Regions from separate parts of the Homo sapiens genome. Here region 1 is linked to region 2. A link is a contact called in ENCODE Hi-C or POLR2A ChIA-PET data. All regions are on one chromosome and are shown on one strand. The core of a region is the stretch at or near the end of the contact, and the rest is flanking DNA. Distances in the headings are between cores, read along the strand shown.

Region 1 (5,461 bases), core at 902-3,401, 330 kb after region 2:
GCATCAGGTTTCCAATGACAAAACTAGTGCCCCTCATTTAGAAAAAGGATTTAGGTGCCACTGCGGGGTGCATGAATCCATCTGAGACAAACAATTTAGAAGCTGAATCGTGAGCCCTTTTAGTGATTTGCAGGGCTCGCGACAGAACTGTTGGTCAGACGTTGGCCAGGGTTTGGGCTGTTTCCTGGAGCACGTAGGTCTCATGGGTTTTCAGATGGGGCCAGGGCTCTTGCTCTTTATCACACCAGGCTACCAGGTGAGGATTGCTCTCAGTGGCCTGTGGTGGGTCCCAGGTGGAAGTGGCTAGGGCCCAGGGCTGTGAGGATGCAGAGGGGATACCCAGTTCATAGGATGGGTGCGCATGATGGCCTCAGGCTCCCAGTCTTAAAACTGCTCCTCTCCACTCCCGCTGCTTCACTTGACTAAAAAAAACCACCTCTGCTCAAACATGCACAACATTGTGAATGTACTTAACTCATACATTGTTCCTGAGAATGGTTAAAGTGCTACATTTTGTATTATGTATATTTTTCCATGATATATATTATGTATATTTTGTATATTATGTATATTTTGTATATTATGTATATTATGTATATTTTCCATGATATATATTATGTATATGTATATATTATGTATATATGATATATATTATGTATATATACATATATTATGTATATATATACACAAATATATATTATGTATATTTTTCCATGATAAACAGAAAAATTTTAGGGGACACACTCTACACAAAGCCATTTCAGAGGCCCCATCTTCAAGCTCTGGCATTTTGTACATATCTTTAACAGAACTGCTCACAGCAGACATTGGAAATATGGGTTTCCATGGCAATGCGCCTCTTTGAGATCATTCAGTTTTTTGTTTTTTTGTTTTTTTTGAGATGGAGTCTGGCTGTGTCGCCAGGCTGGAGTGCATTGGCCGATCTCAGCTCACTGCAGCCTCGGCCTCCCAGGTTCAAGTGATTCTCCTGCCTCAGCCTCCTGAGTAGCTGGGATTACAGGCACGTGCTGCCACACTCAGCTAATTTTTATATTTTTAGTAGAGACAGGGTTTCTCTATGTTGGCCAGGCTGGTCTTGAACTCCTGACCTCAAGTGATCCACCCACCTCAGCCTCTCAAAGTACTGAGATGATAGGGGTGAGCCACTGTGCCCAGCCCACCATATTTCTTTTCTTTTTTCTTTTTTTTTTTTTTTTTGAGACAGAGTCTTGCTCTGTCACCCAGGCTGGAGTGCAGTGGAGTGATCTCGGCTCACTGCAAACTCTGCCTCCCGGGTTCAAGCGATTCTTGTGCCTCAGCCTCCTGAGTAGCTGGGATTACAGGCACACACCACCATGTCCGGCTAGTGTTTTGTATTTTTAGTAGAGACGAGGTTTCACCATGTTGGCCAGGTTGGTCTTGAACTCCTGAGTTCAGGCAATCCACGGGCCTCGGCCTCCCAAAGTGCTGGGATTACAGGCATGAATCACCACACCCGACCCATATTTCTTTTTATTTGTTGAACACATACTACTTGGAAGGCCCCGGCTCAGCACTGAGAATCCAACAATGGGTAAAATACGGTCTCTGCTAGAGAGACCAAAACAAAGAGACAAAAACTGAGTGAACATTAAAAAATTAATTGTGGGCCGGGCGCGGTGGCTCATGCCTGTAATCCCAGCATTTTGGGAGGCCGAGGCGGGCGAATCACGAGGTCAGGAGATCGAGACCATCCTGGCTAACATGGTGAAACCCGCCTTTACTAAAAATACAAAAAATTAGCCAGGCGTGGTGGTGGGCGCCTGTAGTCCCAGCAACTCAGGAGGCTGAGGCAGGAGAATGGTGTGAACCCGGCAGGTGGAGCTTGCAGTGAGCCGAGATCGTGCCACTGCACTCCAGCCTGGGCAAAAGAGCAAGACTCTGTTAAAAAAAAAAAAAAAAAAATTACCAGTTGTGCCCAGGGTACAGGAGGAAACAAACCAAGGGGCAAGATAGAAGATAACAGAGAAAGCCTATTTCATGGGGATATGAAGAAGGTATTTTTGAAATGATGAAATACAGAAAATGGCTAGGATGAAATACAGAGAATGACTAGTAAAGCAAGGTGACTGGGGACAGGGCTTCAAGGGGCAGTGCCTTTCAGGATAAGATCCGGGGCAGGGAAAGACTGGCACAAGTGTTAGGTAACACATGAGCAATTAATAGTGAAGGACAAGTGATTCACTTGACTCTTAATCGCCTATGTTTGGCTCTGCTATGTTCTGGGGGCAAGTAATGGATAATAGCCATGGAAACAACCTTGGCACTCAACTACAAACACTGTGTAAAGTAAGTAGAAAAGAATTGCTGTTTGCTTCCATTATTTACTGTCATACACTTGTCCTTCCTAGGAAGGGGCCGTCCCAGGGCCTGATGGCTAGCTTGCACTAAGCAGGGTTTCCAACTCAGGAAGGGCAGAGTCCCCAGGTCTGCAGTTGCCATGGCAGCAGGGTATCCTGTTTTGGCTGATAGGTACTGGAGCCAGTAAGGCTGGGTCCAAATTCTGCCCCTCCCTCTTACTGGCTGGTAGTGGGACTTTAGGCATCTCTTCATACCCTTCCCCACATGTGTAAGAGTGGAACATTGTGAGGGTCAAATGAGGTAGTATTTCAAACACTTAAAAGAATACCAAGCTGGGCATGGTGACTCACGCCTGTAATCCCAGCACTTTGAGAGGCTGAGGTCAGGAGTTGGAGGCCTGAGGTTAGGAGTTCGAGACCAGCCTGGCCAACATGGCAAAACCCCGTATCTACTAAAAGTACACAAATTAGCTGGGCCTCGTGGTGGGCACCTGTAATCCCAGCTACTCAGGAGACTGAGGCAGGAGAATCACTTGAACCTGGGAGGTAGAGGTTGCAGTGAGCCGAGATTGCACCAATGCACTCCAGCCTGGGTGACAAGAATGAGACTCTGTCTCAAAAAAAAAAAAAAAAAAAAAAAAAATTGCCTGATACCTGAGATGCACTATTTAATAGATATCATTTAATTATTGTGTAAAAAAGGAACCGTGAATCCCATCACTTCTGTACTGCTTTGTTAGGCTAAAGTAAATTGTTGTATAAACTTTTTAAATATAAAAATAAGTGGAATACTTGCAGATAATTCAATAGAGCACCCAGATCACTAGCATTAAAGCCTAGGGATACTAAGTAATGTTGGAGGAAGCAGCCATGCAAGAAACCAAGTAGTCATGATTAGAGCATTTGCTACTTCTAAGGCAAAGTCATTTGTGGCAGGCATGCTAGTTGCCAACCTAAAACCCATTCTCCCCACCTTTTTAAAAATTAACATACTCCTGATTTTGTTTGGGGCAGTCACATGCCCAGGTAACAGACTTCCCCACACTTTCTTGTAGCTGGGAGTGAGATTTGAACCAATTTTGGCCAGCTGCAGCAGTTACTGAGTGGAACATATTCGAAAACATTTCAAAAGAAGCAGATTTGGGTGGAAGCTGCCTTTTGCTCTTCTTTTTTTTTTTTTTTTGAGACAAGGTCTCACTCTGTTGCCCAGGCTGGAGTGCAGTGGTGCAATCTCAGCTCACTGCAACCTCTGCCTCCCAGGTTCAAGCAATTCTCCCACCTCAGCCTCCCAAGTAGCTGGGACTACAGGTATGCACCACCATGCCCGGCTAATTTTTTGTATTTTTAGTAGAGATGGGGTTTCACCATGTTGGCCAGGCTGGTCTCCAACTCCTGACCTCAGGTGATCCTCCCGCCTCAGCCTCCCAAAGTGCTGGGATTACAGGCATGAGCCACCGCGCCTGGCCTTTGCTCTTCCCTTTTAATCCTAACTAGAATGGGTATGTCAGACGCCTGGAAATGCAACAGCCTTCTTGAGACCATGCGGATGAAAATTTTATGCAAAGGAGGGCAGAGCGGGAAAACTGAAGGAGCACCAGTGCTTGGCTTATTACCTCTGGACTTAAATGAGAAAAGATAAATTGCTATTTGATTGACCTTCCATAGCTGGAGTACAGTTACATGCACTCTAACTCAGTTCCAACAAAAAGGGTCAAAGTGGTTTTCACTGTTGACCAAGACAACTGTTTCTTCAGCCAGTCGAAGGCAAAACTGATGATGTAACAATGGCTATTGGGTTGGGTGTTCTCATTGCCCTTCAGCTCCCACTGAATCTAGGTTGTAACGGTGGTAAAACTATAAAGTACACCAAGAGAAAGGCATTCTTCCGATCAAGATGCTTTTATTAGAATACTAATAAATGCAGATTAAAAAAAAAAAAACCTCACACAGAAAAAGAGGAGAACACTCAGAAATGTGATTACAGATTAGGCATATTAGAGGAAAAAGAGTTCTTCAGGGTATACAAAATGTAAACATTTGCCCTGGGATTTCCCACAGATGGCACAGTCCACATGGACTCTTTTGGAACAAAAAAATGTCTATTAAGTCTCCAGGATAGCCTCTATGACATCTGCAAACTTGCCACATTAAAAGTTAAAGTTCCTAAAACTTTCTACGCAAAACACAAAATGGCTCCCAATCCAGGCAACTGGCACATGTGGAAGCAGAATACCAAAGCAAATCCGTCTTCCAACCATCAGCTTCGACTCCCTCCAGCTACTGTATTTACATTTACCTTGACAGAGATTACAGAGATATACACAGTATATAAAACTCCTACTTGAGGCTGGGGTGGGAGATGAAATCTTTCTTGCTTATCAAATGCTCTGGGGAGAGGCATCAAATCAGTCCTTTAAACTTAGGGACAGAGGACTAAGAAGACGCCCTCTTTTGTTCAGAAAATGGAGACTCATAAACTTCCATGGGTGGGCAGGTACAAACCAGGTGCTGATCTCCATATATGTCATCAATCCGGGCAATCGTTGGCCAGAATTTGTTCTCTGGTTTCACGAAGGGCTGCAAAGGACAAAAGATGGAAATGCTGTGAGATGTTCTGGGAGGTTTCTCTTAGGGCAAAGGAGGTGGCAATGCTAGTCCCACAACCTAAGACACCATCAGCCCAGCAAATATTCTGAGAACCTAAAATCCAACCCTACATTACCATTTAAAAAAAAGAGGCATTTCCCAGGAGGCGTGTCCCTGATCACCACCCCTGTTAAGCATCCCTATGTGCTGTTGATATCTGGACCAGTTTATAGCAAAGTTGTGTTTGAAAGACTTCAACTGCTTAAAGAAGACTTTGGAATCTATGTTTATCTGCCCATTATATCCTTAAGTTTGGATATTTAGCTGACCTTCTCTTTTAACATAGGTCTAATTTATTTGCTATGTCATTTTCCATACAATTCAGTTGATTTAAAAGTTAATTTCTCGGCTGGGCGCAGTGGCTCGTGCCTTTAATCCCAGAACTTTGGGAGGCCAAGGCAGGCAGATCAGCTGAGGTCAGAGGTTCGAGACCAGCCTGATCGACATGGAGAAACCCCATCTCTACTAAAAATGCA
Region 2 (6,015 bases), core at 367-2,866:
AACAAGAAGAAAATTAAACTCAGAGTAAAACCAACTCATGAAAAACGGAGTTCGGTGGGGTGTAATGGCTCATGCCACTTTGGAAGGCTGAGGCAGGCAGATCATTGAGGTTAAGAGTTTGAGACCAGCCTGGGCAATATGGCAAAACCCCGTCTCTACTAAAAATAGAAAAATTAGCTGGGCATGGTGGCGTGCGCCTGTAGTCCCAGCTACTCGGGAGGCTGAGGCAGGAGAATTGCTTGAATCCGGGAGGCAGAGGTTGCAGTGATTCCAGTCACGCCATTGCACTCCAGCCTGGGTGATGAAGCAAGACTCCATCTCAAAAAAAATAAAATAAAAAGAAAAGTACAAAGGGAGTTTGGCCTCTGGTCTCAGTGGATATACCCCTTCTGAAAGGAAACAAAAATAAGGTTTACCTTTGTCTAAAAATAGAAAGACACTGAACTGTACTAGAGACGTGGTGCAATAACTTAAACCTCAACTAAATATCACATTACTTTGTTTAAAGGACTACAAACCAGTGAGCTTTCTTTCTTTCAGAGGCGTATTTTTTAATTAAAATCACTGATGCAGAACAACAATGTGTTTTCCATGTGCACTTGGTCAACACCTATATCTTTACTGTGTCTCCTATGAGCAGGTACTGGACACGGAGGATGTAAAAAAAAAAAAGAAATAAAAATGAGGCACCATCAGGGATTTCCTCCAGGAGGCAGTGTCACTCTAGAAAGACATGAGTGACCCAGGGATTATGTCGCCAGCTTCAATTCAGTCTAGATTCCTGGCCCTCAGAGAGACATGACTGCTGAGGGCAGTAGCCTAAAAAAGGAAACCCCTGGCCTTTTGGCTGGATGCCTCTGTGCACCCCTCCAGGCCCACTCTCCACCTCCCACAACCCTGCTTTATGACCACAGAGGCTGACTTTCTAGGCTGCTCCACTGGGCAAACTTTCTCTCAGTCAAGGTGGTGGGATTTAGTGAGCTTTCACTAAGTGATGCTTCATGGCCAACAACCTCAGATTATTACGATAAATATCACTTCCTATTTCACGTTACATAAGGGCTCGGGGTAGGTGGTACATCTGTGGCTGTGTGGCTCAGCTGCAGGTGTGGTGACACCACAGGTCTGTTGCATATGTCTGTCTTCTCATCCAGGGACCCCTACTGAAGGATCAATCATTCTTGGGGCATACACTGAGGTTAGAGCTTTTCTTTCCTGAGCTTCCTCCTTACCAGGATTTTGTGGTTGGCAGATTCCCTGTACTGAATCCTTAGCTGCTGCCTAACAACCCCTTCCTAGAGCTGTGTTCTCTGGGCCCAGTCTCTGCTCCTTCTTGACTCTTGGCTACAGAAAGTAGCACCATCCTTGAAAGAAATGCAACCCTGCCAGTACCGTGATCTTTGTCTGGTGAGCCTGGTGTTGGACTTCTCTGACCTGTAAGATTATACATTTGTATTAGTTTGAGCCACTAGGTTTGTGGTTATTTATTATGGAAGCAATAGAAAAGTAATAAAATCTCTCTCCTGTTTTCAGGTAGTAAAGGAAATCTTGAGCCTTGAAAAGCACACTCCTGGGATGATGAAAAGAATGCAACCACTGAGTGTGCCAAGTAGCTTAGCATCCGCTTAGCTCTTCCCGAGATTGTAAACCACTCTTCCTGATCTGAACCACTCTTCCTGAGATTGTAAACATTGCTCAAGGCTATTTACCTTAGAAATAAGGAAATTTGCAGACTCTATAAAACATCCCTTACAGTTGGTAAAACTTACTGCTGAATCAGTTAAACAATAAGGCCTTGCGTGAAAGGAAAAATAACGTGAGTTGGGGCAGCCCAAGTGGGAAATGCCTCTGCATAGGGGAGTGGCATGAGAAAACGACACTAGTGGAAAGGAGTAGGGGGTGTTCCATGGCGGGGATGAAGTTGCCCAAAGTAACCACCCTAACAATAGATGATCTGGAAGAAAGGACCATAGACTGGTACAGAAGCTGTATCCAAAGTCAGACTACAAATCCTCGACTTATCTTCTCCCACCTCATTTCTCACCACGCTCAGTCCAGCAATACTCCAAGGAAGAACACTTCTTTGGTGTAGCTCCCACATATCTTCTCTCCTGGCTTGTGATATGCACCTGTCATAACTTCCTGGGAGGGGAAGACTGAAGGCTGTTTCTCTTAGAACATGCTGTTTCTCTTAGAACATGCTGTTTCTCTTAGAATTTTCTCAGGTATGAACCAATGCAGGACATTCCTATAGATTGGTGGTTTTCAAATCTCTTCTGCAGAATCCTAGAATCTCGAGGCCTCCCGCAACTGGGATAGTTTAAGCAATAGTGATCTTATTCCCCTTACTTCTCCTTTGACTACAGGAGCTCTGCATCTATATGTTGACATGTATGAATTCTGTGTTGAGATTTTATTTGATGTAAGTTTGTGCTTTTAAGAAAAATCTGAAAACTACTGAGCAAAATCAAGTGTAGTAGTGCATGGAGAGAATATTTTCTGTCCCAGACTTGCCTGAGAGCTCACTGTAGAAAAGATTGGGCATTTGATGCCAAGTATAGTAGTCCCCCTTATCCATGGGGGTTACATTCCAAGACCCCCAGTGGATGCCTGAAACCATGGATAGTACCAAACCCTCTATATTATACTGTTTCCCCCCATACATACATACCTTTGATAAAGTTTAGTTTATAAATTAGGCACAGTAAGAGATTAATAATAACTAATAAAATAGAATAGTTATAACAAAATACTGTAATCAAATTTATATGAATGTGGTCTCTCTCTCATTCTCAAAATACTGTAATATTTTCAGACCACTGTTAACTGCAGAAAGTGAAACTGCAAATAAGCAGGGAGTACTGTACCTGCTATTTCTCAATTAGTGCAGCTTATGGATTACTTTTCTAGGCACCAGGGATGGAAACAGAGAGGGAACTTGGCCTCTGTGATTTCCACAAAACAAACAAAAACGAGGCTTATTGGTGTATAGCAGACTAGACAGTTCTAAATCCTGGCACCATTCAATTGACAGGCAGCACTTTCCTTTCTAGCTACATCTCTTATCAAAGAAAGAATGAACTAGCAAACAGGTTGAGAGTAAAATCAAACATTGGCTTGATGATCTCCCAGGAAGGGCAGTTGTCTGCTGCCCAGCACTTCTCTTCACCCATAAATCCACAATACAGCGCGTTGGGATCTGTCCAGTGATCACTGAACAAGGGGCATGAGGAGCACAGGTAGACTACATTTTCCAGAGATTTTCATGTTTATATACTGGATGCTAATGAGCAAACCTCTAATGGAGGACCCACTGATTATTTTTCTAAAGGGTTAAATACGTGTTCTAAAAAAAAAAGTGTTAAGTAAAATTTTTCAGAATTGGCTGTGGAGCACGTAACTCACTCTTCATACCATGTGGGGATGGTAGGCATTCTAGAATGTCTTCCTTCTATCCCTCAGCTCCTCTCTCTCTCCCCCTTCTTCTCAATCCCATCATCTTCCCCTCACAGAACTCTCACTATGTATCACTTCCTGGTGTCCCTGTTCCCTTCCTCAAGACATACCATCCTTACCTCTCCACAATACAATGTAGATTTCAGCCCTAAGTCATCCAGAATCTTGCAACCTGTCGTCACCTGAGACTTCGTATGCCTGTCACTAGGGGATCTGCTCTGGCTTCCGCTCAGTGTCCTCCACGAGGAAACTCTGGTCCCTTTCAAAGGGGGAGGAAGGAAATGGTGGTGCTTCGATTTCAGCTCAGTCTCTTTCCACGAAAGTTTCTTCACAAGAAGGCAAACACAACTTATTAATGAAAGAATGTCTCTTTTCTTCCTACTAGCTGGTCTGGTCTATGTGAAGAACATAGATCTTTATCATCTCGATTGTGACCTGACTTCTTATGAAATAATCACCCTGGTGTAATGGTCCTAAAATACTAGACTTCTTTCCTGACCTGGATTTTTCAAATTAATGGTGTTTTATCATAATCTTTTTATTGTAAGGACTAGCTTAATTGCCTTGTGACCAGAGAACATGGTTTGTTTGAAACAGCAACCCTCATATATTCTGTTGGGAGTGTAAAATGGTGCAGCCACTACATAAAACAGTTTGGCGGTTCCTCAAAAAGTTACACATGGTATTACCATATGGCCCAGCAATTCCATCCCAAAGTATATACTCGAAGAATTGAAATCAGGTATTTAAATGAAAACTTGTACCTAAATGTTTACAGTAATGCCATTCACAATAGCCAGATGGTGGAATCAATTAAAATGTTCACCAACTTATGAATAAATAAATAGAATGTGGTATATTGACATAACAGAATATTGTTGAGACATAAAAAGGAATAAGGTACTGATACTTGCTACAACATGAATAAAAACATTATGCTAAGTGAAAGAAGCCAGACACAAAATATCACATAATGTATGATTCCATTTATATGAAATATCCAGAAAAGACAGTCCACAGAAATAAAAAGCAAATTGATGGTTGCCAGGGGCTAGAGGTAAGGGAAAATGGGGAATGGATGCTTTATGCATACAAGATTTCCTTTTGGGGTGATGAAACTGTTTGGAACTAGACACAGGTAATGTTACACAATATTGTGAATGTACTAAATGCTACTGAATTGTACATTTTAAATTGGTTAATTTTATATCATGTGAATTTTACCTCAATTTTAAAAAATTACTTTTAAGTGGACATTTTTGTAAAAGCTGTTTCATATTCTCCACATACTCAACAATAGTTATTTTTCCTTTTTTTTTAAAAAAAAATTACATGCATCCTAGTGGGTGAAAAGTAGCATTTCACTGTGGTTTTGATTGGCATTTCCCCAATGACTGATGACACTGAACATGTTTTCATGTGCTTGTTAGCCATTTGTATATCTTCTTTGGAGAAATCCCCATTGAAAGCTTTTGCCCATTTTAAAATTCGGTTACCTTTTTGGTTTTGAGTTATAAGAGTTCTTTACATATTCTGCATATTAGATCCTTATTAGATATATGATTTGCAAATATTTCCTTCCATCCTGTACGCTGTATTTTCACTATCTTGATAGTGTCATTGAATCACAAATATTTTAATTGTATTGAAGCCTAGAGGTGGTGGCTCATGCCCATAATCCCAACACTTTAGGAGTACAAGGCAGGAAGATCACTTGAGACAATTAGCTTAGGAAACATTGCAAAACCCTGTCTCTATAAAACATACAAAAATTATCTGTGTGTAGTGGCATGCACCTATCATCCCAGCTACTTGGGAGGCTTAGGTGGGCGGATTGCTTGGGCCCAGGAGGTCAAGGCTGCAGTGGGCCATGATCATGCCACTGCACTCCAGCCTACGCAACAGAGCAAGACTCTGTCTCAAATAAATAAATAAATAATTGTAATGAAATTCAATTTACCTATTTTGTTTTTACTTCTGCTTTTGTTGTCATATCTAAAAAATCTATTACCAAATCTAAAGTCATGAAGATTTACTCCTATATTTTCTTCTAAGAGTTCTATAGCTTTAACTCTTACATTTAGATTTTTAATCCATTTTGATGTATTTTGTATATGGTGTGAAACAGAGGTCCAACTTCATTCTTATGAATGTTGATATTCAGTTGTCTCAACACTATCTGTCAAAAAGACTATTCCTCAAGACAATTCCTTTCCTCATTGATTTTTACTCCCTTGTCAAGAACCAATTGATTATAGATGTGAAGGTTTGTTTCTGGACTCTCAAATTTATTTCACTTATTTATATGTATATCCTCTGTCAGTATCATACTTTATTACTGTTACTTTATGGTAAGGTTTGAAATTGGAAAACATGAGTACTCCAACTTTATTCTTTTTCAAGATTGTTTTGGCTTTTCTGGGTCTAAAATTCTGTATCAATTTTAGAATCAGCTTCTCAATTTCTACAAAGAATCCAGCTGGAATTTGGCCTAGAGAATGTGTAGAATATTTAGATCAATGTGAAGCATGTTGCTATTTAATAATATTAAGCCTTCTT

Evidence for each region. A loop is a pair of places that touch in the nucleus more often than their neighbours do. ChIA-PET counts read pairs that join two places held with the same protein, here RNA polymerase II (POLR2A). Pooled maps may share reads with other maps.
Region 1: a loop to region 2 is called in a map with no recorded cell type, with 1.9 times the contacts of the local background. The contact joins two enhancer-like sites. A Hi-C loop is called at or near these places in 1 of 37 single-sample maps with no recorded cell type and 1 of 50 pooled maps. POLR2A ChIA-PET finds 5 or more read pairs at or near these places in 1 of 52 experiments (activated T-cell).

The regions. Positions count from the first base shown.
Region 1 is chr9:6,528,245-6,533,705 of GRCh38, forward strand. It overlaps GLDC (glycine decarboxylase), which reads right to left. Exons shown (of 25, transcript NM_000170.3): 25 at 4,223-4,916. The coding sequence ends at 4,773. Among named protein-coding and RNA genes, the nearest start is that of GLDC, 110 kb to the right of the region's middle. Within about 2 kb of position 2,152, at least 2 of the 41 ENCODE cell types and tissues checked have a DNase peak (open chromatin) inside an H3K27ac peak, as active enhancers do.
Region 2 is chr9:6,196,800-6,202,814 of GRCh38, forward strand. It overlaps the pseudogene GTF3AP1. Among named protein-coding and RNA genes, the nearest start is that of IL33, 16 kb to the right of the region's middle. Within about 2 kb of position 1,617, at least 2 of the 41 ENCODE cell types and tissues checked have a DNase peak (open chromatin) inside an H3K27ac peak, as active enhancers do.